Regions from separate parts of the Homo sapiens genome. Here region 2 is linked to region 1. A link is a loop called in an ENCODE intact Hi-C map of the cell type or tissue named here. Cell type or tissue: endothelial cell of umbilical vein. All regions are shown on one strand. Links, peaks and the distances in the headings refer to the core of each region. The heading gives the core; the rest is flanking DNA. Region 1 has its middle 120 kb from the start of MIR1973. Region 2 overlaps LOC105377384 (a long non-coding RNA gene).

Region 1 (15,695 bases), core at 4,258-12,257:
GTGCTAAATTTCTATATTGCTTTGGGTAATATTGCCATTTTAATATTGATTTTTCCAATTCAAGAGCATGGAATGTTTTTCTAGTGTACCCATCTATGATTTGTTTGTATCATCTATGATTTCTTTAATCAGTGTTTTATAGTTATCCTTGTAGAGATTTTTCACATTCTTGGTTAAATGTATTCATAAGTATTTTTTTTTTTGTGGCTAGTGTAAATAGGATCGAGTTCTTGATTTGGTTTTCAGCTTGAACATTATTGGTATAGAGAAATGCTATTAACTTTTTTACATTGATTTTATAACCTGAAACTTTACTTAAGTAAGTTATCAAGTCTAAGAGTCTTTCAGAAGAGTCTTTAGGGTTTTCTAGGTATAAGATCACACCATCAGTGAGCAAATATAGTTTGACTGCCTCTTTTCCAATTTGGATGCCTTTTAACTCTTTCTTCTGTTTGATTACTCTGGCTAGGACTTCCAGTACTGTGTTGCATAGGAAGGGTGAGAGTGGGTATTCTTGGCTTGTTCAAGTTCTTATGAGAAATGCTTTCAACTTTTCCTCATTCAGGATAATGTTGGCTGTGGGTTTGTTTTATATGGCTGTTATTATTTTGAGGGATGTACCTTGATGCTTAATTTGTTGAGGGTTTTGATAATGAAAGTATGATGGACTTTTTAAATGTTTTTTCTGCATCTATTGCTTTGATCATAAGTTTTTGTTTTTAATGGTTTGGTTTATTCTTGTTTTTCCAGTTCCTTGTGGTGCAACATTTGGTTTTTAATTATAGATTTTTCTAGCTTTCTGATACAGGCATTTAATATTACAAACTTTTCTATTAACACCACTTTTTTTGTATCCTAGAGGTTTTTTTTTTAATATGTTGTGTCTCTATTCTCATTTTTTTTTTAAATTATTACTGCATTAATCTTATTGTTTACCCAAAGATCATTCAAGAGTAAGTTGTTTGATTTCCATATATTTGTTTGAGAGTTCCTCTGGGTATTAATTTCTAATTTTATTCCACTGTGGTTAAAGAAGATGCTTGGTATAATTTCAATTGTTTTAAATATAATGAGGCATGCTTTATCTCCAAGAATATGGTCTATTTCAAAGAATGTTCCATGCACAGATGAGAAAAATGTATATTGTATGATTGTTGGGTAGAAAAACAATCACAGAGTATACATTATATGATGTAAATGCCTCTTAGGTGCATTTGTCTTAGAGTCCAATTTAATTCCAAGGTTTCTTTGTTGATGTTCAGTGATGATGATCTTTCTAGTGCTGTCAGTGGGGTGTTGAAGTTCCCCAATATTATTTTACCGTTTTCTGTCTCTTTTATTAGGTCTAGTAGTATTATTTTATGAATCTTTGTGTGCTAGTGTTGGCTACATATATACTTATGGTTATTGTATCTTCTTGAATTGAATCCTTTATTATTTTCCAGCGACCTTCTTTGTCTTTTTTCACTGATGATTTAAAGTATGATTAATCTGATATATGTATAGCTAATCCTGCTTTTTTAAAATAATGTGTGTGGTATATCTTTTTCTACCTCTTTATCTTAAGAATCTTTACTGATTAGTAAAGTTTCTTGTAGGCCACAAATGGTTGGATCTTGTGTTGTAAATCCAATTTGGCAATTTATATCATTTAAGTGCACTACTTAGACTATTTATCTTCCAGGTTAATATTGATATGTGAAGTTTTGTTTCTGTCATAATGTTAATTGTTACCTGTTGCTTTGTAGTCTTAATTGTGTAATTTATTTATAGGAGCTTTGTACTTTCATGTGCTTTTATGATGGCAAGTATCTTCCTTTCATTTTCATGTGTAGAACTCCTTTGATCATTTCTTGTTGGTGAATTCCCTTAGTTTTGGCTTGTCTGGGAGATACTTTATTCCTCCTTTATTTATTAGGCTTAGTTTGGCAAGATATAAAATTCTCAGATGGCATTTATTTTTTCCTTTAAGTAGACTGAAAATAGGCCCTCATTTTCTAATGGTTTGTAAGGTTTCTGCTGAGAAGTCCACTTTTAGTCTGAGGAGACTTCCTTTATAAGTAATTAGATGGTTCTCTTTTGCTGCTTAAAGATTTTTTTCCTTTATGTTTACTTTGGATAGTCTGACTATATGCCTTGCTGAGTTTTCTCTTCAGAGTATCTGTCAGGCATTCTCTGTGCTGCTTTTCTCTCTCTGTCTAATTCTCTATCTAGACCTGGGATATCTTCCTGAATTGTTCCATCAAATACATTTTCAAAGTTTTTTAATTTTTCTTTTTCTCCATTAGAAGTGATTATAACTTTTAGGTTTGGTCACTTTACACAATTCTATACTTCTTGAAGTTTGTGTTCATTTCTTAATTCATATATATACACATATATATATGTAATCTGACTGGGTTAATTCAAAGGATCGGTCTTCAAGCTCTGATATTCTTTCTTCTCCTTGGTATCGTTAAAGTTTGCAACTATTTTTTGTTAATTTACTCAATGAATTTTTCTTTCCCAGAAGTTGTTGTTTTTTAAAAAAAATCTATTTATTTAGTAAATATTGTATTCATATTATGAGGTTTTTTTGTTTTGTTTTGTGTGTGTGTTTGTTTTCAACTTTCTCTTGGATCTCGTTGAACTTCCTTATAATCTGTATTTTGAATTATTTATCTGTCATTTCAGAATTTTCACTTTGGTTAGGATCCATTGCTAAGGAGCTAGTGTGATCCTGTAGGATGTCAAAACACTGTTTTGTATGCGTGTGTGAGTGCTGATATAGTTCTTGTGCTGATTCCTTCTCATCTGGAGAAGCTGTCACTTCTTATTTTTGATTTTACTCTCATTTCAGTAGGACTATGTTTTTTCCTTTTCATGGTGTGACTGTAATGTATGTTGTGTATTATTGCTTGGCTTTTATTCCAGATCCTTTCAGGGGGCCTTGGGTCTGTATGAGTTCCTTGATTATAGATGGCTTTTGTGCAATAGATTTCTCAAATGCTGATTGTAGCAGCAATGTATTGGGTGTATGAGTAGGTTCACTCTTTTTCTGTGAGACTAAGAGTGCAGAGATCTCAAAAAGTTTATCTCATTCCCCAGCACTATGCTCTTTTGTCAGCAGGCTTTTTACTTGGTTGTACATTCTGATCTCCAGACCATTTCACACCTTGTGCAGAGGGAACCAGATCTATTATAGGGGAGAGTTTTGACAAATAGGTACATTAAAGTAAAATAATTGAAAACTGTCAGGTTACTTGCAAACAACTCTGTAACTACTGGAATAAGGCAGAATGCTATCATTCTAAAATTTAACACCATTAGTTCAATAGAAAATACCATAGTATTTCAGTGACAACAGATTAGTTATGTTCTTCAACTTTGAAGATTATTTAAAAATATTCATATCTTCAGCAAAGGGAAAGAAAGAGGTTTAAAGTGTATATGCACTCATGCCACTGCTATCATCCTTCAAACTGCAATTATGCTTCACCTATATTGAAACAAGAGCATCCTTTGTCCTTCATTTTAATCTTGACCTCTCCATGTCAATTGATTCTGCAAAACTGACAAATCTTATCACATCCCAATTTAAGATTGCAAAAATTTCTCATTCCAGTTTCTATAAGCTTAACCTTTTTTATAAATGGCTAGTTGGGAGTAATATTACCTAGAATTCTGTTTAACTCTCAAACCTTATTGGTCCTTGTTTCGTCATGAAATCTTTGCCTGTGCCTATGTCCTGAATGGTATTGCCTAGATTTTCTTCGAGGGTTTTTATAGTTTTGGGTTTTACATTTAAGTCTTTAATTGATCTTGACCTAATTTTTATATGAAGTGTAAGGCAGAGATCCAATTTCAATTTCCTGCATATGGCTAGCCAATTCTCCGAGCACCATTTATCAAATAGGGAATCCTTTCCCCATTGCTATATGCAGCACTTTTTATATTATTGAAAACCCCCAGTTAGACTTTAGAGTTGCTGCATGCTAGTCCTTCAGCTCAGAATATTTAGTGCTGTTTTTCTTGCTTCTGCACAATTTTTTCAGTTAGCTGTTACTATTAAATAAATGGCCCCAAACACAGTAGTACAAAACTACAAATTATTGTTTCTAATGTTTCTGTGATTCTGTGGAAGGGCTAAGAGGTTGTTTTGTTTTGCATTGTCTTAGCTGGGCCTGAATGATCTCCCACTAACTCACTTACATATCTGGGTGACACAGTTTGGCTCTGTGACCCCATCCAAATCTCATTTCGAATTGTAATCTCCACATGTCAAGGGAGGGAGGTGACTGGATCCTGGGAGTGGTTTTCCACATGCTGTTCTCATGATAGTGAGTGAGTTTTCATGAAATGGTTTTATTAGCGTCTGGCACTTCTCCTGTAAGCACTTTTCAAATCTCTGCTTGTGGCCATTTTTGTTATTGCCCCACTGGCAAAAGCAAGTCATATGCCAATCCAGACTTGGAAGATGCGGAAATCAACCCCACTCATCAATAGGGGAAGTAGTGGCAAAGTCACAGCACAAAAAGATGTATACAAACGGATTAGAGGCGTCATTGCAGCTTTTTTTGAAAATGATCTTCCACATCAATCTTTTAGCCTCCCTTCAAGTTTCTCTTCTTTAAGATGAAGTTTAGGAAGAACCTACTCATCCCATCCATAAGTTTTGTGTGACTTCCTACTCTCAGAGAATCTTTTATTGTTTTCCTTTCTGGCATTAATTATATTTATCAGCAAATATTTTAGAACTTGTGTATGTATTAATGCTTATCCAGTATAATCAAGTCAACTCAGTGTCTACTGAGCTGGCAATGCTCAATATTTTTTTAAATGAATGAATGATTGAATTCTACCAATGGGTGAGGCATGTCAGTCTTTAGTGGAACAAAAACTGAACATTTTTTAAAGTAATGAAAATTAATAATTAAGCATAAAATGTGTGTTTTTGTATGTGTGTGTGGATGATAAGTAGATTTTTACATTTTCAACATTGTGTTGGTTACACAATTCTATTTTCATGAAGTAAAACCAATTCATTAACTTCAGAAAAGGCTGTATTCAGAAAAGAGGATTAAATAAAATTAAACCATTTGACGTAGGTTAGGGAATGTGTCTTTGAGACTCTCACTTTATATTGTGAACTCGCCAAGTGTTTGCTCTTTAGCAATCAGGACAAGGCCTATTAGAGCATATTATTTTCTGTCTTTATGACCTATACTAACCTTGGTGCAGAAATAGCACTTTTTTGAGTCTTCCATATAATATCATCATATAACATGTTTACTAAGCAATTTAGATTTTTCATCATAAGATTACATAGCAAACGACTGTAATCCCAGCACTTTGGGACGCCGAGGTGGGCAGTTCACGAGGTCAGGAGATTGAGATCATCCTGGCTAACACAGTGAAACCCCGTCGCTACTAAAAATACAAAAAATAATTAGCCAGGCGAGGTGGCAGGCGCCTGTAGTCCCAGCTACTCAGGAGGCTGAGGCAGGAGAATGGCGTAACCTGGGAGGTGGAGCTTGCAGTGAGCTGAAATCACGCCACTGCACTCAAGCCTGGGCAACAGAGCGGACTCCGTCTCAAAAAAAAAAAAAAAAAGAAAGAAAGAAAGATAGATTACATAGCAAAGAGAAAGGAGGTGTTTTTTGTTTGTTTGTTTGTTTGTTTTAATATAGCCCTCTCTACAGCAGATAAATTCCAAAATTAGTAGTAGTTATTTATCTTTTCCAAAATCCCTTCATGGTCATACAGCGTCTAAGACAGGCTTTGCTCTGCTGTACTTTAAAAATAAGTTGAACTCAACTGGGCATTGTGGCACATGCCTGTAGTCACAGCCACTTGGGAGGCTGAGGTGGGAGGACTGCTTGAGCCCAGGCAGTTTGAAGCTGCAGTGAGCTGTGATTATGCCACCGCACTCCAGCCTGGGCAACAGAGTGAGATCCTATCTCTAAAAAGAAATACTTTTTAAAAATAAGTTTAACTCTGCTCTTGTTTCTTATAATGCATATCCAAAGGCTCATATTGTTGGTCAGCAAAACCAAATAATCATATAAACAACAGTGTCCACATGTTTTAGAAAGCACATTTTTAATAATGTTTAGTGGTGCGTATTCTCTGTGTCTTCACCTCCAAAATACTGAACTTATTGAATATTTGTTCTAAACACAAAATGGCTAGGTGTGCTGGCTCACACCTGTAATCCCAGCAATTTAGGAAGCTGAGGCAGGAGGATTCCTTGAGCTCAGCAGTTCAAAAGTAGCCTGTGCAACATAGGGAGACTTTGTCTCTTAAAAAAAAAAAGAAAAGAAAGAAAGAAAGAAAAAAAACCATATCTAAGCATGTGGCACATGCATTTGGTCCCAGCCACTTGGGAGGCTGTAGTGGAGGATCGTTTGATCCCATGAGGCCGAGGCTGCAATGAGCTGTGCTGAGGCTGCAATGAGCTGTGATCATGCCACTGCACAACCTGGATTGCACAGCCTGGGCAAGAAGAGCAAAATCCTGTCTCAAAAACAAATAAATTAAACAAATAAATAAATACAATATTTCTATACTCAAGGGAAATTCTGACGAATGATTTCCTTCCTTTTTTATAGGTCAGAATGTAAAGTGTGTGGTAGATGAAAGAGAGTGTGATAGGAGGGACACATAGGGGCTTGCATGGGAGGAAAGACTACCCAGATCTGGAAATAAAAAGTGAAGATTTCAGAGGGTTGAAAACAGGAAGTGGAACCATTATTTTAACTACAGGTGGGAGAAGCATATCTAAACACTAGAAAGCCAATATTATGGGAAAAATTATCCTTGAATAGTTCAATTCTGGATATAAGGAGGAAACAAAATTTAGATGTATGGGTGTCAGCAAGGCTGTGAAAGGAATGAAAAATGAGAGCTTGCAAAACCTTATGAGATAAAATTATGAAAATCTAGAAATATAATCCTGTGTCTGATTACATTTTTTTAAAATTACTTTTCTCTCTATCTCTATATGTATGTATATAATCAAAGAAAATATGTGTAAAATCTGTTATGAAAGAGTATACAGCCCATTTTGTACCACAAAATAGAAATTTAATTACCAAAGTTTGTATAGACTGTCAAACATATTTGTTGAGATACAATTAGATACAATATTATAGTCAGTTGTATTAGTATGTATGTTTATTTTGTGTAAAAATATCATTCTTCGGAAAGCAAATTGCAACTAAAGTATCTAACAAGAGACTCAATCTCATTACTTCATAGATTTTATTATACTTTCTCATTATGCAATGAGCTGTCTTGTTATTATTTCTTCCTCAGAGGATCATTAAACATTTACATATATATTTTAATAGCCTGCAGTTTCGATTAGATGGAGGACATTGGCATTATAATTTTGTGAACAGATCACTGTCCTCTGAGCTGGTTTATGTTTGTTTACTGATCTTCCAGCAGATGGTGCCCTTGCAACAGATATTCTTGTTTTTTGTTTTGTTTTTTCATGATTGGGGTAAAAGATGCATCACTACTTTCTCTTTTGTGGTGGTATAATTAATAAAGATATATTTTATGAACATATTGTACCCCTTCTACATTTTTCTCAGTATTTCAGAAACAGCAAGACTGCCTAGGAATATGAATAGATATTATTGCTTGCTTTTCCTGTCTTCCTCCTCCCGAAGAGTTACAGTCATTTGCTCTTCTCACACTCCAAACAGTAGACTGTTTACATTCTATAGTCAAGTATTTTCTGTTACCAGGATTCTGGAGACAGATAGCCCATGGCTTAAAACAGTCCTTAAGCAATCTTTTACCAAATCCTGTGACTTTTCTGTAGAACATTCCTCTGTTATTTTAGCTCCCCATTTGACTCTGGCAGACAGTTCACCTTTTCTATTTCACTGTGCAGTATTGCAGGGGTTATATTACTTCCTTCGTTTGCTTATTTTTTCAGTTGGCTATGTTATTCTGGAAATTGTAACTAATTTGGAGGCATTATCTTACAATTGTTTTTGTAAGGCCAATAGAAATGCAATATAACATTTGCAGCCAGTAAGGCTTAATAAATTAAACATGCTGCTTATAGTTTTAAATCATTTTTTATTCATGTCCAGATGCTAACTTTCTCTTAATACTTGAATTTGTGTAATCATTCTTACCCTCAATATAGTCTCTATAATTAAAATGGTCTCCTCACGGCTTTCACAATATGCATCCTCCTTCCTATCGTTCTAAACTCCTAAACCAACCTTGTCCTTGACGCATTTCCCTTCCTATTCCCCTTCACATGTTAACCAATCAGTTAATTAATCTGTTAATTAATTGTTACATGTTTTCATTCAACATATATTGAATTAGGCCAGTGTTTAGAGTAATGTTTTCTACAAAAAATAAAATATGGTTCAGAAAATTTTGCTTTCTCAGTGATGTTTTACTGATCAAAATCCTCCCATCTATCACTGCCAATAAAACTCATTTAACACGAACACATTTTTTTAAAGTGACAAAGAACAAAACAATATTACATTATGTGCTTTATGATGATTCAAAGGCAAATTGCAGGACACAGCTTAAAAGGGGAAAATAAAGTTTTTAGAAGAGTAAATTGGAGAATCTTTTATAACAGAAACATGATTTTTCTATTGAATTTCAAACTGGAAAATGACAAATTTTTTTTCAATTGTAACACCAAATTTTCTCTTGACTTCATATTCTGTTGTGTCATAGATGAATGATAATATGTTCTAAGATATGGTCCAAATATACCTCATTGATAAAATTTTGAAGTATAAAATTAGAATGATTATTATGAAAATAATGTACAGTAATAAAAATTAAAATTTAAAATGTTAAGTAATATATTGACACAAATTTTAAAAAATTAAATACAAAATATAAGAAAGAATGAAAAAATCACTTGAATAAAACCTATCTCCCTATTCCTAGTGTATTATTTTCCTTGGGCTTCCATAACAAAGTACTATAAACTGGGTGGACTAAAACTACAGAGATTAGTTCTCTATAGTTCTAGAGGTTAAAAGTCTTGATTCTAGAAGAACCAAGTTTTTGGCAGAGCCATTTTCCCTCAGAAACCTGTAAAGGAAGATTCTTTTTAGCCTATCCAGCTTCTGCGAGCCCCAGGCATTCCTTGGCTATGGCAGCAATGCTCCAACCTCTGCCACAGTTGTTATATAACTATTTTCTCCCTGTGTGCCCTCATATCTCTCTTGTATCTGGCTTTTCACTGGACTTTCTCCTCTCTTATAAGGACATCAGATATACTAATTTAAAGGTCTAACCTAGCTCAGTATGACTTCATCTTAACTAGCTATACCTATAATGACACAATTTTTAATCAAGGTCATGTTCTGGGCTACTGTGAGTCCTGACTTCAATGTATCATTTTGCAGGGCATAGAACAATCTATAACACTTGGATATAAATGTAATAAAAATTATGTATTTACATCAAGACTTTTCAAATAAAATTGTTGATCTTTTTGTATGAAAAGTTTATATAAGTAGTGGATGAATTTTGGCAGTATTCTGGTTAAATACACAAACGACCAAATGCCGACTGGGCACGGTGGCTCAAGCCTGTAATCCCAGCACTTTGGGAGGCCGAGGTGGGCAGATCACAAGGTCAGGAGAACGAGACCATCCTGCCCAACATGGTGAAACCCCATCTATACTAAAAATACAAAAATTAGCTAGGTGTGGTGGCGCATGCCTGTAATCCCAGCTACTCGGGAGGCTGAGGCATGAGAATCACTTGAACCCAGCAGATGGAGGTTGCAGTGAGCCGAGATTGCGCCACTGCACTCCAGCCTGGCAACAGAGTGAGACTCCATCTCAAAAACAGCAACAACAAAAAATACCTTTTGAGAACTTGTTATGTGCAGGAGCTTTATGTTAGCCTACACACATTTATCACACCCAACCAGTGCAATAGCTATTATATATGTTTTACACAGCAGAAAACACTCAAGCTTACAGAGAAGTAAAGTCTTCACAGCTGTTAATTCCAACATCATTCTCCATAATACCAGTAGTCCTCACAACTCAATGTATGTAAAAATCACCTGAGTACACACGTTAAAAATGTAGATTTCTAGTCAAGATAACCCAAAAACTCTAAATCAGTAGATTGAAAGTAGGAAAAAGCTAGGCATACTTATTTTTAAAACAAATCCTAGTTGACTGATGCGGATGATCTCTTTTTAAATTAAACGACACATCTCAGGTAAACAAGACTCATAAGACATATTACTATTGTCCTAATGCAATTCTGAATTATATAAAATCCACACACAGAAGCTAGGTAACCATGAAGGGATTAGGTGATTTACGTTTCAAAATAATTGTTTCAGGGGTTGAGAGTAGGCAAAATAAAAGATGGCTGGGACCATTATTGAAAGTTTCACCAACTTTATCCGAAATATGGATGTGATGTGCTTAGTTAAGAGGACAGTAATGTATAAACACCTGCTGTGGAGCTTAAGCATAACACATGTAGGGTTAAGTGAACATATGGTGCCTTAAGACTTAAGCAGAAGTATTATGGCATGCAGATAAGATTAAATAGTAAAGGCTCATTCAGAGTTTTGCAGATTCTGAATGTCAGTCTAGGGAAAGTTTTAACAAGTAGTTACCCAAGTTATAAGATGAAGTGAGGGCTTTAGAATTTTAGTAAGTAAGAAACTGGAGAATGATTTATAAGGAATAGAGAATGAAAAAAATACCAGTCAGGTATGCATCTGTTAGAGAAATAAGTTATAAAAGGAAGGAGGGAAGGAAGGAAGGAAGGAAGGAAGGAAAGAAGGAAGGCAGGAAGGAAGGAAGGAAGGAAATCAGGAAGGAAGGAAGGAAGGAGAATTAAATTATTGGGACAATAAGCAGAAATTTTTCACTACATACAATCAAAAAATGAAGGAAGAAAGCCTACAAGGAATGAAGCATAAGTATAAATTAACAAAAATAATAACATTAATAATTTACTGTATGGATTAGTTATTATAATATGTTACATGATTTAGTTCTGAAAAGATAATGTACTTGAAGAAACGGAATTCTATAAATAAAAAGTGATTTTGAAAAGGATTATAAACTATTGTAACTTAGAAGGAACAAGTTCACAGGGCATATGAATGAAAATATTTCAGAAAGTATAAATAATATAAAAGTTCTAACAACTTTTGATTCTGTAACAAATTTTATATCATTACAGTGACAAATATTACTATGAGTGGGATTCTTCTCATTTTTCCCTATGAAGTAGGTGAACTGTGGAAAATAGCTTTTCAACTGAAGTTAAAATATCTTGAAGAAAATTCCAGCTCTGTAATTTAATGGCTTTATTACTTTCATGTAATCATAAAATTATATTTGCCTCACTTCTTTGTATATCTATGATAATAATATTCATTTTTGGTGATAATCCAATGAGATGATGCATATGAAAATGCTTTTATAGCCAAGTTATGAAAAGTACTAGACACTATAATTATTATTATTGACATTATTTTTCACTCTGCTTAACTTTTTAAAATATGTATTGTAAAAGTTAGAGAAATGTAGATGACAAATATTAACCAAAACCAGAAAAAAAATTGTAGCTTAAATGCTACTTGAAAGTAGATATGCAGTACTGTAAAGCCTGGTGATTGACATATTAAAATCTCTTAAGATGTTTTATTTATTTGCCAACAGATATGTGGATCTAAGCTTTAGTTATGCATTAATCTAAAATAATTCACCTGATTTTTAAAGGAATTAGCTCTTGAGATTGCATGCATTGTGAAATTAGAAATTAGAGTGATTAAAATTATTTATATATTATGGAAAGGATATTAGGGTTATATATTTTAAATGTATAACCATATTTTATTAAAGTACCTATTTCACTGCTACCTCTTTTATGTAATATTTGATTCAGTTTTTGGGAATACTAATTTGATACACTATTTGCTGTGCTCTGAATGTTTTGGTTCTCCCAAAATTCATATTTGATATCTAATCCTCAGTGGAATAGTGTTAAGAGGTGAGGCCTTTGGGAGGTGATCAGGTCATGAGGTAGGTGGGATAAGTGCCTTATAAAAGAGGCCCACCCAAGGGAACTTGTTTGCCCCTTCTACCATGTGAAGATACAGCAAGAAGGTACCATCTGTGAGGAAGAGAGTGAGCCTTCACCAGACATTGAATCTGCTGGCACCTTGACCTTTGCCTTTCCAGCCTCCAGAAGTGTGAACAATTAATCTCTGTAGTTTGTAAATTATCCAATCCAAGGTATTTTGTTAAAGCAGCCTGAATAATCTAAGAAAGAAATTGCTACCAGAAGTGAGGCTGATGCTGGAACAAATACCTAAAAATATGGAAGGGACTTTGAAACTGGGTAATGGATAGACTTTGGAAGTACATGCTAGGAAAAAGCCCACATTGCCATAAATGGGGGAGCATTAGGAGTAATTCTGGTGAGGGCTCAGAAGAAGAGAAAAGTTAGAGAGAAAGCCTCAGTCTTCTTAGATGTTTTCTAAGATAGCGTGAATAGAATGTTGATAGAAATATGGACAGTATTTCCATTCTGATGAAGCTCAGATAAAAAGTAAGGAGCAAGTTATTGAAAACTGGAGGAAAGGTAATCCTTGTTATAAAGTGGCAAAGAACTAGGCTGAATTGTGCTCGTGTCCTAGTGTTTTGTGGAAGGTGAAACTTGTGAGAGGTGAAATGGGATATTTGACAAAAGAATTTCTAAGCAAAATGTTGAAGGAGCAGCTTGGCTTCGCTTGACTACTTATAATAAAATACCAGACGAGAGAAAAAAATGTAAACATGAAATTGATAAAAAGGAAGCAGAATTGAAAGATTTGGAAAAACCACAGTCTCCCCATGTTGCAAAGAATGAGAAAGGCTGTTTACAAGATTACACCAAGGGCATGGACAAGCAGTCCTTCCTATGGATGAAGACAGGTGCTATTCATCAAGACAATGGAGGAATGACCTCAAACTCATTTTGGAGAGCATCAGGTCTGTCACTTCTATCATAGGTCTAGAATTCCAAGGCCTGGGGGACAGAAAAATATCAAGAGAGACCTGAGGCCCCTACTGGCCTCCACACTCTCCTCCCTTTCCTGTACCACCACAAATCTCTGCTCCCTGCTTTCTGGCACACCAATATTCAACTGTCCCACGTGTGGTTCCAGTGGTCCCAGGCACAGTGGTGACACGAAGTCTATGGCTCTCCTTGGCTGGAATTTAACACAGGTGAGGGTCTTGAGGGTAGACCTGCTCCCAAACCTCCACTAGACATTTCCCTAGTGGGAGTTCTCTAAAGTGGCCCTGCCCCTGTGGCAGCTCTCTGCCTGGGCCCTGAGGCTGTCTGGGACATTTTTTGAAATCTAAGTGGAGGCAGCCATGCACCCACAGCTCTGCACTCTGTGCACTAGTGGAGATGGCATGGTGCAGTTGCCACCAACGTTTACTGCCTGCAGCCTGTAGAAGAGTGGCTCTGAATAGAGTGTTTTCTAATTAGCTCTATCCATTCATTACTTTTTCCTAGTTTTAGTTACACACTCTAATTCATTTATAGAAATTTTGACCTGATGTAGTTCCTAGTTCCTGAATTTAAAGTTCAATGGTCACCAGCACTTTCTTAGGATTTGTAAATAAACATCAGCAGATCATAATGCTCACTTTGTTATCCTCTGGGTAGCGACTGAGAAGGGAGAAGCAAATACAAATTTATGTATTCTGTTTTCCCGAGCTGGGCTATTGTATCTTAATTTTTTGCCCTATTCTTTGATGAGACATCATTATATAATGTCTAAGCTATCTGCCTTGGCTTTGAGTTTCTTTCTATTGAAAATAATTTCTGGGGTCATTTCCTCATACTTGGGCATTTGATATTTTATCTTTTTTCTGTTATATTCTGTCATTTGTCATTTGTTAAAGTTTCCAACAATATCAAAGTTATCTTCTTTAGACTTGGGCTTTTTCTTTTAGATTTCAAGACCTTTTTAGGGAGGCTTATTAAATCTAAATTGAGTTTGGGTCTGAATATTTAACTTCTTAATATAAACTGTGGGTGTGTTGTTTGATAGTCCTTCTAAATTAGATTTCTTCATCTTGGATATTGCTTTCATTTTAGAGAATATTTTTTAGAGCACAAATTCATCCTCTTACTAATTTAATTGGAATGCCTATATAATTGCATTCTATCCTTGTGGAAGTGTGAAAAATTGATACAAGTGTATTGCTAAAGTCACAGAACAGACTCACTGAGAAAATTGAAATAAATTAATCTCATGGTTTATCGAATTTATTGCAAACACACCGTAAGAATCAAGGGGAAAGAGAAGAAGGTAGGGTTACACACTTAGGATAGCATGCAAGCAGAGTAGAATGACCAAGCTACTTGAGTCTTGTTTTATGCAATGTACATATATCCTATCTCTTTCTGCTTCATCAGGTTTTCCTACTGATGGCAGGGATACAAGAACCAGAGTTAAGGTATAAAAAAAGGAAGTCAGCAGATAGAGGGGCCTGTAACCATAACACTCTTGTTCTTTTGAAGACACTCAGGAAGGTGCATGCCTGTAGCTGAGCCTTACGAATTGGCCAGATAAACAGTTACGGGTACTATATGGCAAAGGACAAACGAATGACGATGGGGCATCACTAATGGGTGGCTGGTTAAAAACTCCGTGATACTGAATGACTCATGTGGCTTGCATATTTACTGTATCATGAATATTTAATGTTTTATGTGCATAATTTGGGGTATCAAAGTTCCTCATATACTTAATGAATATCCCGATGACTTCTTAGTCCTTCCATCCTTCTTTTTTATGTTGACAACTAAAATTTATTTCATAATTTATGTGTAACTTTTCTCACAAGCTACTTGTCTGTATAGTTAGATTCATCCAACTGTCATATGTTTTGTTTCTTTTTTGTTTCATATATATGTTCTAGTTATTTTTAATGATAGAATTGAATACTATTAAATGTATACTGGATACATTTCACTACAACCTGCAGACTCTGCTCTTCTATTTCTATGTATGTATACAATGACAATCCCTACATAAGCCATCAATAGCAGTATTAGTCATAATAACCCAGAAGGGGAAAGAACCTGAAGGTCTGTGAAAAACAGAATGAATAAATTGCAGTGAAAACAAATGCATCATGGTTGCTTTCAACCACCAGGTTAAACTGCACAAACATAATGTTGAATGGATGAAACCACTAAACAAAATTAAAATTTGTGATTCCGTTTATATAAATGTCAGAAAGAGGAAAATCTAATTTACGGCACAGTGAGTTTGGCTAGTGTTTACTTTTGTAGGGGATTAGTGTCTAGAAGGAGGGAAACAAAGGGATATCTGGAATTCTGTGAATATTCTTTTTCTTGATCTGGGTATTGGCTTTGTGAGTATTTGGTTTGTAAGGAAAAAAAGACTACACACTTTTTTTACAGTTCTGATATTGCCTATATAATAAAATAAAATGCAAAATAAACATAATAAACAACATATGAAATATAATTAGTATGATTTTATTTCAAGAAAATATAGAGGGAAAAGACTGGAAGAAGACTGAACAAAACAAAAATTGACAAATGGTATCTAATTACACTAAAGCCTTTCTGCACAGCAAAAGAAACTATCAATGAAGTAAACACGCAACATACAGGATGGGAGAATATATTTCCAAACTATA
Region 2 (15,695 bases), core at 2,536-10,535, 180 kb after region 1:
ATCTTGTGGGAAAGATATTTTATTTTAGGTAGATTTGAGGGGATGAGAATGACTTCAATATGTATTTGTACCACTACAATAAATAAAAGCCCAAGCATTTCTTTCATGAATTGTTATTTTCAGTTTTGGGTTAAAGTGTTTTTTTCTTATCTTACTAAATTTCTGAAGATTAACACATTTTCAGTTTGGTATATGTAATTTTATATCAGTATTCAGTGTATAGGGAATTAGCAACTTATTTTCACTTCTCCAGTGGGAAAAATTAAATGTTCTATACAGTATCAGGTGATAATTAACATAAATCCAGTAGAATTACATTATTTCCATTTGATTCCCATTTTTGAAATAAAAAATTTCTTATAGTTTCTGACTTAAATGCTTTGTTCTTATTGAAATTCTAACAGGTTATGTTTAAAAACTGCTACATATTTAAGTTAAATTCACTCAAGTTATCAATGTACCAATTTAATAGGAATAAGTCTTTTAAATTACATTTTTACTAGCAGGAAAGCAAGAGCCATCAACCAGAAAAATGACATTCTAATAATACGTAAACAATAGACTTAGAAAAATATCAAACAATTGTAACTATGTTAAGATCAGTTTTAAATTCCCAGTTTAAAAAAATGAAAAATAAATGCATAATACTTAGCAAAAATTTTAAGATGTTCAAGAAAGTTTATGCTCTCTTGGCAATTTTCATTTTTAGAAAACAAATAATTCTCAATTATGGATGTAATCATCAAATAATTTATTTTCTCTCCTTTTCATCATCTTTATTATTAAAATGGAGCTTTTATTTTGCAGATGCTGATGCTGTATGAGAGGTTAGGAGATTTAAACTCCACTCTAATGGAAATGACCCATGGAGATAGGTGCTGAAGTTTTTGGTCTCAATAGCTGTCTCTAGGCTAAAATGTCTTAGCTCTACGTTGCCGTTCTTTGAGATACTAGTGTCTTGTGTTTATAGATTAAATAGCTTGGCTGTATAAGTACTGACCAAAAACGTATTAGCTTTTCCATAGACTCTGAATATAAAATACATTTAGCGACTGCTTCAGTGTTCACATAGAAGTAAAGTTATTTTTAAATTAACCTTTGTATGTTTTTCCAGCCTTAATGTCTTTATATGAGTTCAAGATGATGAACAGTCTTGGTATAACGTGAAATCATTTGTGAATTTGGATAAGAGCAGTATATGCCTATTCAAAAATATTATTCTAGGTATCTATTATATAACATGGTTACAGTATAAAGCTTTTTGTTGTTACTCTATACAGCTAAAACTCATGAAATACTCAATTACAGTTGTTAGTTAAATCAACAAAAGCACTCTAGAAACACTGCCAATTAGCTTGCTCAGATAAGTTTTAATTTGCATGTAAAGGATGTTAGTTAAATGTCAATTGCTTCCTCAAGATGAATTATTGCTATTTCTCTGTAGTTAACTCGAAAACATGTTGCAAGAATTTTGAGAGAATTTTGTTTAGACAGTAAGTCAACTGCATCTATTCAACCTCTTTTTTTTAGATTTAGCAAAGTGAGCCAATAATTGTGTCTTTTATTAAATTTTAATCAAATATTTAATTGCAATTTTATGTTATTGTGAAAACATATGGCATATGATCTAGTATTCAGATTAGTATTAATAACTACATTTTTGTTGCTGATTTTCAAATATTTGTTACATGTAGAAAAAAATGGGATTTCTGTCTGCCTAATGACATTTTTTGAGTTAGTAAACATTTTATTAGAAACAAATACTGAAAATTTCCATAGTACAAGGAGGGTAAAATGTTCATTGTCTTCTTGAAAGGTCTAGACAGAAATCCTAAGACTACAGATTAATATCATACAATTGAAGATGTTTAAAACTATGTGATCTCTAGCATTGTTCTGTGTTTTGAATATAATTATCCTGTGTACATTGATCTTGCAAGCTGAAATAGTAATAATATTAGAAAAGCCAATCAATAATTATATTAAAATCTGAGATTTGCTAAGATGAAGATGTAAAGTTCTCTGGTCTGTTATAATTGTAAATCACTCTTTATACATTTTTATTATACTTATACCCACCTCTGTTACAGAAACCACATTTTTTTTCCCTTCAACCCCTTGGCTTGTGGTTAATTGGTGCTTGATTGTTTATTTATTTATTTATTTTGAGATGGAGTCTCGCTCTGTTGCCCAGGCTGGAGTGCAGTGGCGCGATCTCGGCTAACTGCAAGCTCCGCCTTACGGGTTCATGCCATTCTCCTGCCTCAGCCTCCCGAGTAGCTGGGACTACAGGGGCCCGCCACCATGTCTGGCTAATTTTTTGTATTTTTAGTAGAAATGGGGTTTCACCGTGTTACCTAGGATGATCTCAATCTCCTGACCTCGTGATCCGCCCACCTTGGCCTCCCAAAGTGCTAGGATTACAGGCGTGAGCCACTGCACCCGGCCTGGTGCTTGATCTTTATAGCTGAAAAGAATAGTGAAATATTTTTCTCTTCCACAAAAATACTTCTGAATATTGCTTTCAAAAACAAACTTTCACAAAACTAGTTTTTGCCTCCTACCGTTGTTAATTGATTCAACAAGTACTTATTGAACACAAATGAGGTCAAAATCTATTATGGCATCTATTAAAAACTGTTATTGGCTAATATCCACAGGACAAAAAGATAAAAAATAAAGTGTTTTAAAAAATTCTGCCCTATCTATTGCATTTTCTGACCTGGATTTTGTGTTGGTGTATGTAAATATATATGTATTTATTAACAGCGACACTTCACTAAATGAATTTGGAGTGCTTATAAACTTAGGAGTGCAAATTCCAAAATTGTGTTATATTCATTTAGCAACAACAAAAAACAGCACACTAGTTCTAGTTTTGGAGGAACCAGATGCAGTTTCTAATACAAATTTTATATTGAAAAATATTATGAGATATTTTACCTGCACTTATTTAATAATTATTAAATGTATCTAATACATTTAAGTTTTTATTAAGTATGCTACAAATAATATAAACTGATAAAAAGTGATGGCCAGTATCTTGAGAAATTCCTGAGACTTGTGTGTTTACATTCGTGTGTATGAGTGTGTGTAAGAGTGTTCATGAATATGTGAAAGTGTGTGTGTTTGTGTGTGTATGTGTGTATGTGTGTAAGGATGTTGATAAGGAGTGACCTTGGGTTAGTTACATAGCCCATTTAGTGAAGCGAGCTATCTTTTATATGACAATTAATCCTTATGTTCTGGATAATATTATACCACTATTAGAATTCAATTATTAAGTAATTATGAGAAGAAATCATTCTTCTGTTTGAGATGTGAGGGTATGAAAAAGCTCAGACTTTAAAAAAATGTTAAGTCATTGCAGAAATGCTTAACATTTCTGTGTTTCTTTTATTTATTTATTTTTTGCTTTCTTTGGCTCAGAGTAGATTGGTTTCATCTCTTAAGTATATAATGGGAGTGCTTTTCCTAAATACCTTTTGACTATTCTTCCTCACCTATAGCTTTACCAATTGGTAAAGAAAAATAAATTATTTGTAAGTCTTCAGAAACATTGGGCTGTTGATAAATTGCAAAGAGCAATACCCTCAGATCTTTCTACAGGCAGTGAATGAGTAATGTGGATATGAAATATCACTGTAAAAATTACCAAAAATATTATTTTCATAGAAACCAACGTTTTTGAGACTCTGAATGCTTTTAACTCCTATGTTAGAATACATATTTTCATAAATATTCCCAGAATCCTTGAGTCAGCTTTCTAAAATCCACCTTTCAGCCTGCCCAGGCAGTCACTTTTATTCAGAACATAACTTCTTAGAAGGAATGAGGAGACAATTAATCCTGAAGTGAATTCTTTAATACTAGAGAAGGTGAAAAGAATACAACTTAGCACAAGTCAACTAGTTGTGAATTATAGGAAATATAGTTCTATATTATTATTACTCTGTGTTTGAGACTTTCTTTTACAAAAAGAATCTATAATTTGAGAGGAGTTTTCTGTAGAATCATAGCAAGCCTTCATTTTTTAAAAATATTTCCCATTCTTAGTTTTTTTCTTCTAGATAATAGAATTAAAAGCAAATGTTTGTAGAGTGTGACAAATAGCAAACAAATTTATGTAAAATTAAGTAAAATTGGTTGCTTGGAATCAAGCAACAAAAATAGTTGACCTAATTTCAAATTTCTCAATTGACATTGGTTTGTGCACTAATTGCTTAAAACAGATATATCTGCAGATAGTTTCATCCTTAAAAGGAATATTGTTTGCAATTATGTATGATGCTTTGAATCATATTAAACAAAGATATTAAAACATGATGCCATCCAAATGTTGGTTGGCTATTCTGTCTCCTCCATACACACTTTTTTACATAATTGTAGTACAAATATTCCTAACCTCAGTAATCTAGAGCACTCAAATATAGGTCAAACCACATCTAGTAACACTGAAAAAAATCCTTTTAATTTCCTTTAATTTTTGTTGTGGTGGGAAGTAAAATAGGTTACTATAACCCCTTACTTTTGGTTCTCTGCTTGCTTTATTTCATTCTTATTATTTTTTTAAAAGTTCAGGTGCAATTTATATACGATAAAAAATAAAATGCTAAAATGGAAACTCAAAGTATACAAAAAAGAAAACACACAGTTCTAAGTGTTCTATTTGATGAATTTTGCTAATTCCATGGAAATGTGAAACTTACAAAAGAAAAAAATAAAGCAAAGAATGATGGAGAACATTTCATCACTAAAGTTCCCCAGTGTAAGGGAAATGGCTGCACTTTAGTCAGGAGTAGGCCAAGGCAGGCTTCTGATGTGGCATGACTCAGCAGGTTTGGAGCACAGGTGCACAACTCTGCACATTATGTAACCACTCCATGTGAGGCGCATTATGTAACCACTCACATGACCTCGCACTTGGCTCGGAGCCACTATTGTCTGTAAAAGGTATAACTACCCTGCTGATGCTGTACATACGGATGGCTTGCTTGCTCCCAGAGAGAGAACAAAGCCATGTTGAAACTTCTTACAATTCCTCAAGTGTTCTTTCAGCTGTCTGCCACTTGTCTACCCACTCCCTTCGGTCCTCAGCTTGGGTTGGAATCTGACACTTGGTGTGACACTTGACATAGTCGACAGGATGCCAAAGTGAGTGAGCCTTTGGCCCCTGTTGATTCCAGGTCAGCCATGTGGCCACAACATGGATTGTGGTACTTGGATAGGCTGTGCTTACAAGCATCTGTGCTGCTTGGATGGGCTCTGGTGGAAACCTGGGTGGTGGTAGGTGGGTCCCCCACAAGCATGGAGAAGGCACTGAAGCAGCTGGAAGCACAGAGCATCGAGAAGGAGCCAGCCTTTGCCAGCAGTTGGTTGGGCATTTGTGACTGTGCTGCAGGAATTGCCTGCTTAGTCCCTAAGGGGTCCCGCGGGGAGGTGTGGGAATTAAAGAAACAGTGTTACCAGCGTCCAGGAAACCCCTGCCCACCTGGATGCTTTGTCTGTGAAACGAGGGGGCAGATTGTATATGCTGTTCCACCTCTGAGATGGAAAAGCTGGCCTCTATCACAACTCATCCCTTCTTTCGTCAGTGGCTGCAAGTAAGTAGCTGGCTGGAACAAGGGCAAGGTGACCACACCCTGACTGAGAGGCTATGGGCAACCACAGGAACTGTGAACGATGCCGGTGAAATACTCAAAACTGTCAGTAGATGGCAGTCGTATACAGACTTGGTGCAAGTCATTCAGGAGAAGGGTAATGCTGCATGACCAGGTCCCTCCCGGGAGTTCCAGTTCAAAGATTATTTGCTGCAGCTGGGCGCGGGTGTAGAGCTTTTTCTATTTGATTAAGGAACTGGCCAAGGTGACCAGCTTAGAAAAACACCGGACGACTGGAGGCCACATGTGAAATTAGCAATCCACTTGTCCCCCACCAACATACGGCAAGTGCTGGCACTGGTAGACACTAGCACAGATACATTCTATGGGTGGACATTCTACATGGCTTGGCAGCTGACCCATTTATCACGGACTTGATGGACCACTTTATGATGAAATTGGAACAGTACCACTATAGTGGAACAATAGTGGCCACATAGTGGCCAATGCATTCTTCTCAATTGACATTGCTCTAGAGAGCCAGAAATAGCTTTCCTTCATGGAACGATGACAATGGACTTTCACAGTGTTGCCGCAGGGCTATATGCATAGCCTCACTATATGTCATGGTCTCTATATGTCATGGGTGATATTATGTTAACTTCTGATTATTTTGCAGATTTAGAAATGGCAATGCTCCTCTTTCCTGGGATTGGAATGGTGCGGCTGGGACCTCCTTCCTAGCAGCCAGCTGGGCTATTCAGCAGGCACAAGCCCTACAGGAAGTTGACCAGGGGCACCCATTTGAGCTGCATGTGCATGTGACCACAGATGGTTTTGGCTGGGGCCCCTCGCAGTGCACGGAGCCCTTTAGAATGCCAGTAGATTTTTGGTCCCAACTTTGGAAAGCAGCTGAGCTCCGGTATTTCTTGACAGAGAAACAGCAGCTGTATATGCCGCCCTTCAGCCTCATGAGAGCATGACAAGATAGGCTACAGTTGTCATGCGGACAACATACTCTATAGTGGGATGGGTGCATTCATGGGCAATGACCCCTTGGACTGGGACAGCGCAGACATCCACCTTAGCAAAGTGGGACACGTACTTTGAGCAGCGGAGTACTCTGAGTATGAGTCCCTTAGAAGCAGAGCTGCAAGAGGTCTTGGGACCTGTAGTCCTAATGCAAGATAAGGCCATGGGGCCTGAGGCACCCCTAGACCCCAAGCCAGCACCATTTAAGGAAGGGAGCCCCCCTATTGCCAGTGGGTCATGGTACACAGATGGGTCTAGCCAAGATACTACTGCTTCCTGGAAAACTGTTGCAGTCCAACCTAATATTGACACCATACGGTTTGAAACTGAGTATGGGCAAAGTAGCCAATGGGCTGAAGTTAGATCAGTGTGGATGGTGATCACTAAGGAGGTGACACCTATGACAATCTGTACCAATAGCTGGGTGGTCTCTTGAGGCTTAACCTTGTGGTTACCTACCTGGAAAATACAGAAGTGGCCACTTGGTCACTGGTCCATGTGGGGCCAAGCTATGTGGCAAAACTTATGGGAGGAAGGATGACCTCCCACAACCAGGTGTGGAGATGAATGGTAGGCAAGAGAACAGAAAACTTGGCTGTGACCATGGACCACATGGACCAAAGCCCCCCACTCCTGGTAGCTGGCCATCAAAGCTCCCTGGGTAGAGGGCCTACAGTATGACTTGCATGAAACTCCTTGGGTGTTCAATACATGTCCCTCACAGTTGACTGTTCATAGGGGAACAGTCGGGGGGGAACCCTTCTCCAGGGGACATATGTACTGTCTGCATGTCCTATTATGAGCTTTCCTGTGACTTTGGCATATATACAGGACCCAAAGTAATCATGGGGAGCCGAGAAAATGTGCTACCATCGCCCAGTGCAGAAACCTTTGGTGGCTGCATTCTTATCCAGGATGAAAGGTTAGCCTGTATTTTGCCTGAGGGATGTGATTTACCTCTGTTAGTACCTGTGCCTGCTCTGTCATTTTGACCATTGGTTAACATGCTCCGATTGCATTGTGGGCTGGGCCCTCGACTACACTGAGGTAACCAATGTTTCCAACAGTTGGATCTGCATTGCCCTTCCAGCAGCAGCTGCAGATGGCTTGCCTCAGCACATACATTCAGGGTCTGCAGAGAACTGAACATGGCTGGAGATTTGGGGTCCCATGACCGATGCCTGGAACGCAACATGGCTAGCCTTGGACAAAGGACACTGCAAGACCCATGGTACACCCACCTCCTGGCTGGCCCATAGTGTTTATGATGGGTGGGACTGGCTAGTGGGGGAACATGTAGTACCCCTGACCCAAGCAACATGGTGCATAGAACAGCATTAGGGTACCGCCACTGTGGGATGGATGCCCCTTACGACCTGTGCAAACATAACACATGTCACCACACTGAAGGTATGGTATAGCAAGCAGCCCCACCACGGTCAGGCTCTGATGGACTTTGTGCCCCCTGGGAGTTTATGAGTCTGTGGGTACACAGGGTGGTCTTACCAGTGAACTGGACTGGCTGTTGTACATGGGGGTGGTCTTATGTACGTGCCACTGTTCTCCCCACATTGCCCAGACACTCACATAACTGGGAGGTGGTACGCTCTTGGTTTTTGCAAGTGTGATGAGCCCCCTGGTGGTTCTACCCCTTAGAAATGACTATCCCTGGAGCCGGTGTCCTAACTGTAGAAGCACAAGTTACCTCTCTTGCAGAGCACACCGCTTGGGCTCTGAATTACACCTAAGTAGCCCTCTTGCTGTTAATGGATGAGGTTGATCAGATGAGAAAAATGGTGTTACAAAACTGAATGGCCTTACACATAGTAACTGCTGCCCAAGGAGGCACCTGTGCCCTTTTAGGAACACAATGTTGCACCTTTATTCCTGACAATGGGCAGAACATAACAGCAGCCCTGCAAAGGGTCTCACAGGAGATTAAGGTGGTCAAAAGCCTTAATCTGCAAGATTACCCCCTGCAGAGATGGTGGGCATCTCTAGGCTCTGGCTCTTGCTGGGCCCTAATAGTCACAAGTAGCATAGCTGGGATCCTAGTAGTGAGCTGTTGCTCTCTGTGTTGTTGTTGTGGGTTATGAATTCGGGGCTCTGCCTTATGGGCACATGTCCCTGCCTGGAGGATGCCCTCAGCTGAGGTGGTGGAGTATAAGGGAAATGGCTGTGCTTTAGTCAGGAGTCTGCCAAGGCAGCCTTCCAGTGCAGCATGTCTCAGCGGGTTCGGAACACAGGCACACGACTCTGCTCTTTATGTAACCATGCCACATGAGGCACATTATGTAACCATACCATCTGAGGTGCATTAGGTAACCACTCACATGAGCTCATGCTTGGCTCAGAGTCACTATTGTCTGTAAAAGGTACAGCTACCCTACTGATGCTGTACATATGGCTGGCTTGCTTGTGCCCAGAGAGAGAATAAAGCCATGTCAAAACTCCCTATGATTGCTTGAGTGTTCTTTCAGCTGCCTGTCACTTGTCCACCCACTTCCCTCAGTCCTCAGCTTGGGCTGGAGCCTGACACTTGGAGTGACACCCAGTGTTTATTTCCAGGCAGATTTCCCTATATTCTAATCTGGGTGTTTTTTTCACTGTATCTCTCACCATAGATTAATTATAACTAATCAAGAACTTGGTAAATGGAATAACATAATATGTAATCTTGGGTGGCTGACTTCTCTCACTCATTTACCTATTGCATTTACCAGCACATTTTAATTGTTGAGAAGCATCTCATTGTGTAAGTACATTACAATTTGTTTATCTGTAACCCTGTTCATGAACATTTGGATTGCTTCCAATTTGAGGTTAATATAGGTAAGATTGTTATGAATATATACAGGTCTTTTATGAATGTAGGTTTTTAAAAATCTCCTAAGTAAACACATAGCAGTCAAACTGCTGAATCTCAGAATAGCAATAAGTTTAACATTTTAAGAAAATGCCAAATTATTTACCATAGAGGCTATAGCAGTTTACCTTCCACAGCAATCAGCTAGGTAATGGGCTGGAAAATTTCATTAGAAAAAGAAAAAAAGTAGATTAAGACAAAATAAGCCATGAATAACCAGGCATCAAAGAGGAATGTCTTCCCTAAGTGAATTATCTTGGATAAATTATAGTTCCAGTAGGCAATAGAAAAGTAGGGCAAGAAAATAAAATAAGACTCTAAATGGAAGGCTGGGGAGTGCAATGAATTTGGTAGGATTCCAAAGGCTGACACAACCCTTGCTTTTTAAACCTTCCTATAACCACTCACAACCTCAATTTTCTTTCCTCTGCAAAAGATATGTATCCCCTTTGGTTTCGAGGTAGCAGATAATTGGAGAACTAAATTGCAACAATTTCACAAGTTTGAATAATTAAAGGGACTTAAAAGGACTCACAGTTTGCACTCCTGTAAGGCCTTAATGTAATTAATACCAAAGAGCAGGAGAAAGAAAGTGCAGGCAAGCATGAGGACCCAAAAGACATCCAGTGGCTGCTCCTTCCGCTTCTTTCTTAGTGGTCTAGAATGTATTAATTTTGTGGTTGCAAATCCTCTGCAAAGTATCTTGAGTTCAGGGGAACATGGGCAAAAGTTCCTATCAAGGTGTTTTAGGTCCCACTGGTCAGGTAGCCAAACCAGGCTCAGTTGCACCAGGTGTAAGTCATCAATGTACACATCCCTAATCCAGCTGGTCCAGAATACCCCAGCAACTTTATTACTTTATATTTAGCCTTATTATTTTTTATTTTTATTTTTTACAGGATCTTGCTGTCACCCAGGCTTCTGTGCAGTACAGTGGCATGATCACTGCTCATTGCAGCCTCGATCTCCCAGGCTCAATCCATCCATCTGCCTCAGCCTTCTGAGTAGCCGTGACTCCAGGCATGCACAACCAAGCCCAGATAAATTTTTTTGTGTGTTTTTTTGTAGAGATAGGGTTTCAACATGTTGCCCAGTCTGGTCTCGAATTCCTGGGCTCAAGCTATTCACCTGTCTTGGCCCTCCAAAGTGCTGGGATTATAGGCGTGAGCCACCGTGCCCAGCCTGGCCTTATCTTAACCAAGAGAATTTAAGGTATCCATAGAGATAAGCATAGAGCAGACTCAGTCCAGCAATAATATAGCTGTATCTTATATATCATTGGTAACGGCAATCAAAGGAAGCTTAACAACATTATGAACAAGTTTTCATGCTTTTTTTTCTCCAATATTTTAAACTATTTTTATTATTTTAACTTTAAGTTCCAGGGTGTATGTGCAGGTTTGTTACATAGGTAAACTTGTCTCATGGAAATTTGTGGTACAGATTATTGTATCACCCAGTTATTGAGCCTAGTACCCATTAGTTATTTTTCCTAATCCTTTTCCTCCTCCCACCTTCCACCCTCAGACAGGCCCTAGTGTGTGTTGTTCCATTCTGTCATCCATGTGTTCTCATTTAGCTTCCACTTACAAGTGAGGACATTCGGTCTTAAGTGTTCTGTTTCTGCATTAGTTTGCAATGGATAATGGCCTCCAGCTCCATCCATATTCCTGCAAAGGATGTGACCTCGTTCTTCATCCTAAAAGATATTCATTTACTTTCAAAAGTAGTTTTAAAAGCACATAAATATTAATTACAATTAATTTCAAAAGTGGTTTTAGAAATAATAGATATACTATTTATATCAACATATCAATATTTCTATCCTTATCATATAATAATATCTTCTCGTAATGATGAGGACATGTAATGATCAGGTCCTAGTTTGTTTGTCTTGTTTGGAAACATTACTGAAAATGTGTTGCAGGATAGACTTTAGTTTCTCAAAAGTAGCATCAGTGTATTCAGAGCTGATCACCTCAAAAGTAACCTTCAGACATATGCAATTATATAGACTATTACATAAGATTAGTTTAAAATTTTCTGTGAAAAGAACACTTAACATAAAATCTGCCCTCTTAATAAATTTAATAAGTGCAAAGTATCATATTGTTAACTATAGGCTCTACGTTGTAAAGTTCATTTCTAGAAATAACATAACTGAAACTTTATGCCCTGTACACTTTAAGTATATGCAGCTCTCTGTATATCAATTATGCCTAAATGAAGCTGTTAAAAATAAAGGAAAAAAAAGATTAGTTTAATATTAGTCAAATATATGAAACAGTATGTGTTTTTCTTCCAGTCTTAATTATTTTTCTAAATATCATTGGAGCATTTGCAAAAACCTTTGATATGATCATGAACAATGTGCTGGTAGAGTTGTTGTTTAACCAATGAGCATTATCTCTTCAATTAAATGATATATGTGAAAAAACAAATTATTTATGCTTATTCATAAAAAAGTTATCCCATGCGTTTGATAAGCCCTCATGCAAACGTACCATTGATTGCCTAATGTGTTTTTTCCAACCATTGTACTTTTGTTTTAAGGGTAATCTCTTTAGTATTAGTGAAAACATAGCATATTATTAACACTAATATTAATGGTAGTTGACGTTTATGAAATACTTTTCCAAATACACTACTTATTATTTAACTTTCACTAAACTTTATTACGTAGGTACTATTTTTCCTCATTTTACAGGAAAAGAAACTGAGACTTAGAATAGAGACTTTGGGTAGTGTAGCAGTAAACACAGCAGAGTCTAATGACAATTCTGACATTTACCGGAAGTGTACTTTGGGTAAAAGCCTTAAGCTCTAGTTCCTCACTTTCCTTATCTATAGAAGACAATTGTTTATCTTTTTCATACCAACAAAGCATATTATATATATGTCTTGACCATGACATTAAGGTGAATGGAAGTGTACTATATCTTAATTGATTAGTCATGATGCTGGTATTCTTCTGTCAAGTAGGAAAATAAAATTGTAAGTCTCTTAGGACATTTTTGAGGTTCTATCCATAGATACAAAATATTTCTTTAAAGCTGAAAACTGTGATACATATAGATGTGTTATTACGCTTAAGATGTAAATGTAAAGAATCCTAAAATTAAAGCTATAAGCATTGCTGATTTTGAACAAAACTATTTTTTAGTATAGCATTTGTTTCTAAGGAAAGAAAAATGCTAAGATGGCATGTGTTCTATTGTCTCAATGAAAAGATACATTACAATAAATTTAAAGTAAAGCAATCTACTCTGAAACCAAGGGGTTTTAATAGTGGAAAAGAGAAAATGTGTTTGGTTTGTGTGAATCCTTGCTTCTGTACTGCCCTCAAACCTGCTTCAGCATAGGCTCTCACTTTCTCGGTCCTGAATTCACCCTCATGAAGGCAGACAACATTCAAGGTCCAAAAAGTCACCAAGAGGTGGGTTGTTAAATTAGTCTTACTGCCCTAGCTTGTATGGAGCTTGGAGTGTCTGGATACCTGAGTGCCAAGATGATACTGCCCTCCCTTCTTAGTCCCAGGGGTACTGGTCCAGTCTTAGGATCCTAGGATGGCCTGTGCCTTCGTTTCCTGAGAGCAGTGCTCTCTCCTTTATCTCTATTTTCTTGGTCCCAATTTTGAGGCTTTGCCCTTACTCGTGTATCCTTACTGCACAAAGGAATAAATAAATCTCAACTTAAAAGAACATTACTAAGTGATTATTCTGCACTATACCCCCAGAAAAAGGTTTTTTTGTCCTGTGATTTCTTCACACAGAAAAATTTCAGAGTCTCAAAACCAAGAAAATGTATTAGACCAAAGTTTATTTTTGAATATTTTACTTTATTGTTTTTATGTTTATTTCATCATAAATTTGCTTGTAGAGCAGAACATCCTAAGAATATATTTTAAAAATTATTACTCTCTAGCTTTTGAAGGCTGTTCATTAGTGAAAATATTGACCTTTATTTGCCATGTGCTTCTTGAAGCAACTGAACTAATAACTAGAAATGCTTAATTTTGAAATGTTGTTAGCTTTTCAACTTCCTTATAAAACTATACCAGTGATTACTTTTAATGAACTTAGTAATTTGTATTTATATTACTGTAAATCTGACTTTAAAAGAAACTCTATTTTACTGAATATCTCAATAGTCTTTCTGAGTGACAGTAGAAATGTATTACAAATAATGCAGTGTAGTCTGTGTAGCTTAAAGCTGAAATTAAAAAGATTTTCTTTAAATAAGAAAGATACAACATAGCAGTAAAATAGAGCAGAATCAGGCAGGAGTAGGGGATGGCTTCAATGCCTTCATAGCTGACCACTAGAAAATAGGAATACAATGATCCTATGTAAATTAAAATGACATTTAACCTTTTCTCAGGTTATGAAATCTTAAGCATAAGGAAATTAGATTCCCTCAACTGTATAAAATTGTCTTAGTGAAATGTAAAGTCAGTTATGGGTGAGCTATACGTGTAAGTATAAAAGAAAACAATCTTAGTTATAAGTAACCTTTCTTAAAATCATAGCAATATGTAAAGTTTCTTATTACAATTGTTTCTTTCAAGTATTTCTTGTGTGATTAATAGTAATTTTTACTTTATATATTTTGGAGCTCTGTTATGTGACATATAAATTTAGCTATAAAATTCATTGTACGTATGAGAGTTTGGCAAAGAGATTGAGTTACTAGCAACACTTTTTTTTTCTTTTTCTTTTTTATTTGAGACGGAGTCTCACTCTTGTCTGTCCCCCAGGCCGGAGTGCAGTGGCACGATCTCAGCTCACTGCAACTTCCACCTCCCAGGTTCAAACAATTCTCCCGCCTCAGCCTCCTGAGTAGCTGGGATTACAGGCACACACCTCCATGCCCAGTTAATTTTTTGTATTCTTAGTAGAGACAGGGTTTCACCATGCTGGCCAGGCTGGTCTTGAACTCCTTACCTCATGATCCACCCGCCTCGGCCTCCCAAAGTGCTGGGATTACAGACATGAGCCACTGTGCCCAGCTAGCAACACTTTTTAAAATCACTGATATTTTTGGATACAACATATTATCAAAGTTATACACTGGGTAAGCATCACATGGACAGTCAAACAGAAAAAGCTTTACAAAGAATTAAACTGGTGAACTGCATTGTAAGAAACAGATTTTTGGCATATGCGTGGTACATAGGTAAAAAAATGCCAGAGATTTCTGATAAGACTTGAAATACTGTGTTACATACATTTATTTCGTTTTGCTAATTATTTGATTTGTAATGATACCGCTTTAAAAAGATTCATTTGGATCCTGAATGCATGAATTGTATGTTGAAAACTTGATTCATGGTGACTAAGTAGCAGAAAATAACCTCATTTAATAAAGAGTGAGTATTTATTTATGCCAGGTATATAGATAGATCTTTTCACTTGTTTGTTCAAGGGATACATATTGGAATATAGTCATGATTTGGATGCTTCTTTAAGGAAATGTATCACTTTTATGACAAAATAGCATAATTTTATGATTGAGAATAAGATATATAATTTTTAAGACATCATTACTTGTAAATGGTTCAAGTAATAAAAAGCAAACCTAGTTTCATTACTAAATGATTTTACTTTTTACTCATAAGAAAGATAAATTGGCCTGGCATAGTGGCTCATGCCTGTGATCCTAAGACTTTCAGAGGCTGTGACAGAAAGATTGTTTGAGCTCAAGAGTTTGAGACCAGCCTGGGAACCATAGCAAGACCTTGTCTCTACTAAAAATTACAAAACAAACAAAAAAAATAGCTGGGAGTGATGACAGTGCCTGGAGGCTGAGGTGGCAAGACTGCTTGAGCTCAGGAGTTACAGACTACAGTGAGCTATGATCACACCTCTGCGCTCCAGCCTGGGCAACAGAGTGAGATACTGTCTTAAAAAAAAGAAAACAAGATAACTAAATTATGCCACAGCATATTAACAAAGTAACAATAAAGACAATTACGTAAGGACTGAATTAGGAAGCCATTTGTCACTGACTGCAATAAATTAAACTGTAACATTTAATTTCCCAGCATGTTCATTGATTAAGCTTCTAATACTAGTGCTGGAAGTAGTCTGTATTTAGAAATGTCTAATTTCTCAATATGTACTTAATATAAATGTATAAAAATATGAAGATTTTCAAACATTTACTCCCATTTTCAATGGCCAAAAACTGTGAACTAA

Evidence for each region. Peaks named below come from ENCODE experiments on the same cell type or tissue, not always from the same donor. Only the 100,000 strongest peaks of a DNase experiment are listed, where the experiment ranks them.
Region 2: a loop joins it to region 1, with 7 times the contacts of the local background. A loop is called at or near these places in 7 of 110 quality-filtered maps.

The regions. Positions count from the first base shown.
Region 1 is chr4:116,172,819-116,188,513 of GRCh38, forward strand. No RefSeq gene overlaps it. Among named protein-coding and RNA genes, the nearest start is that of MIR1973, 120 kb to the right of the region's middle. In endothelial cell of umbilical vein, for the core only: a CTCF peak has its summit at 7,435 (motif pointing right); no DNase peak of the experiment used is centred there.
Region 2 is chr4:116,353,073-116,368,767 of GRCh38, forward strand. It overlaps LOC105377384 (a long non-coding RNA gene), which reads left to right. Exons shown (of 3, transcript XR_939097.3): 3 at 808-2,108. Among named protein-coding and RNA genes, the nearest start is that of MIR1973, 61 kb to the left of the region's middle. In endothelial cell of umbilical vein, for the core only: a CTCF peak has its summit at 5,710 (motif pointing right); DNase peaks (open chromatin) are centred at 4,899 and 5,699; H3K27ac peaks cover 358 bases.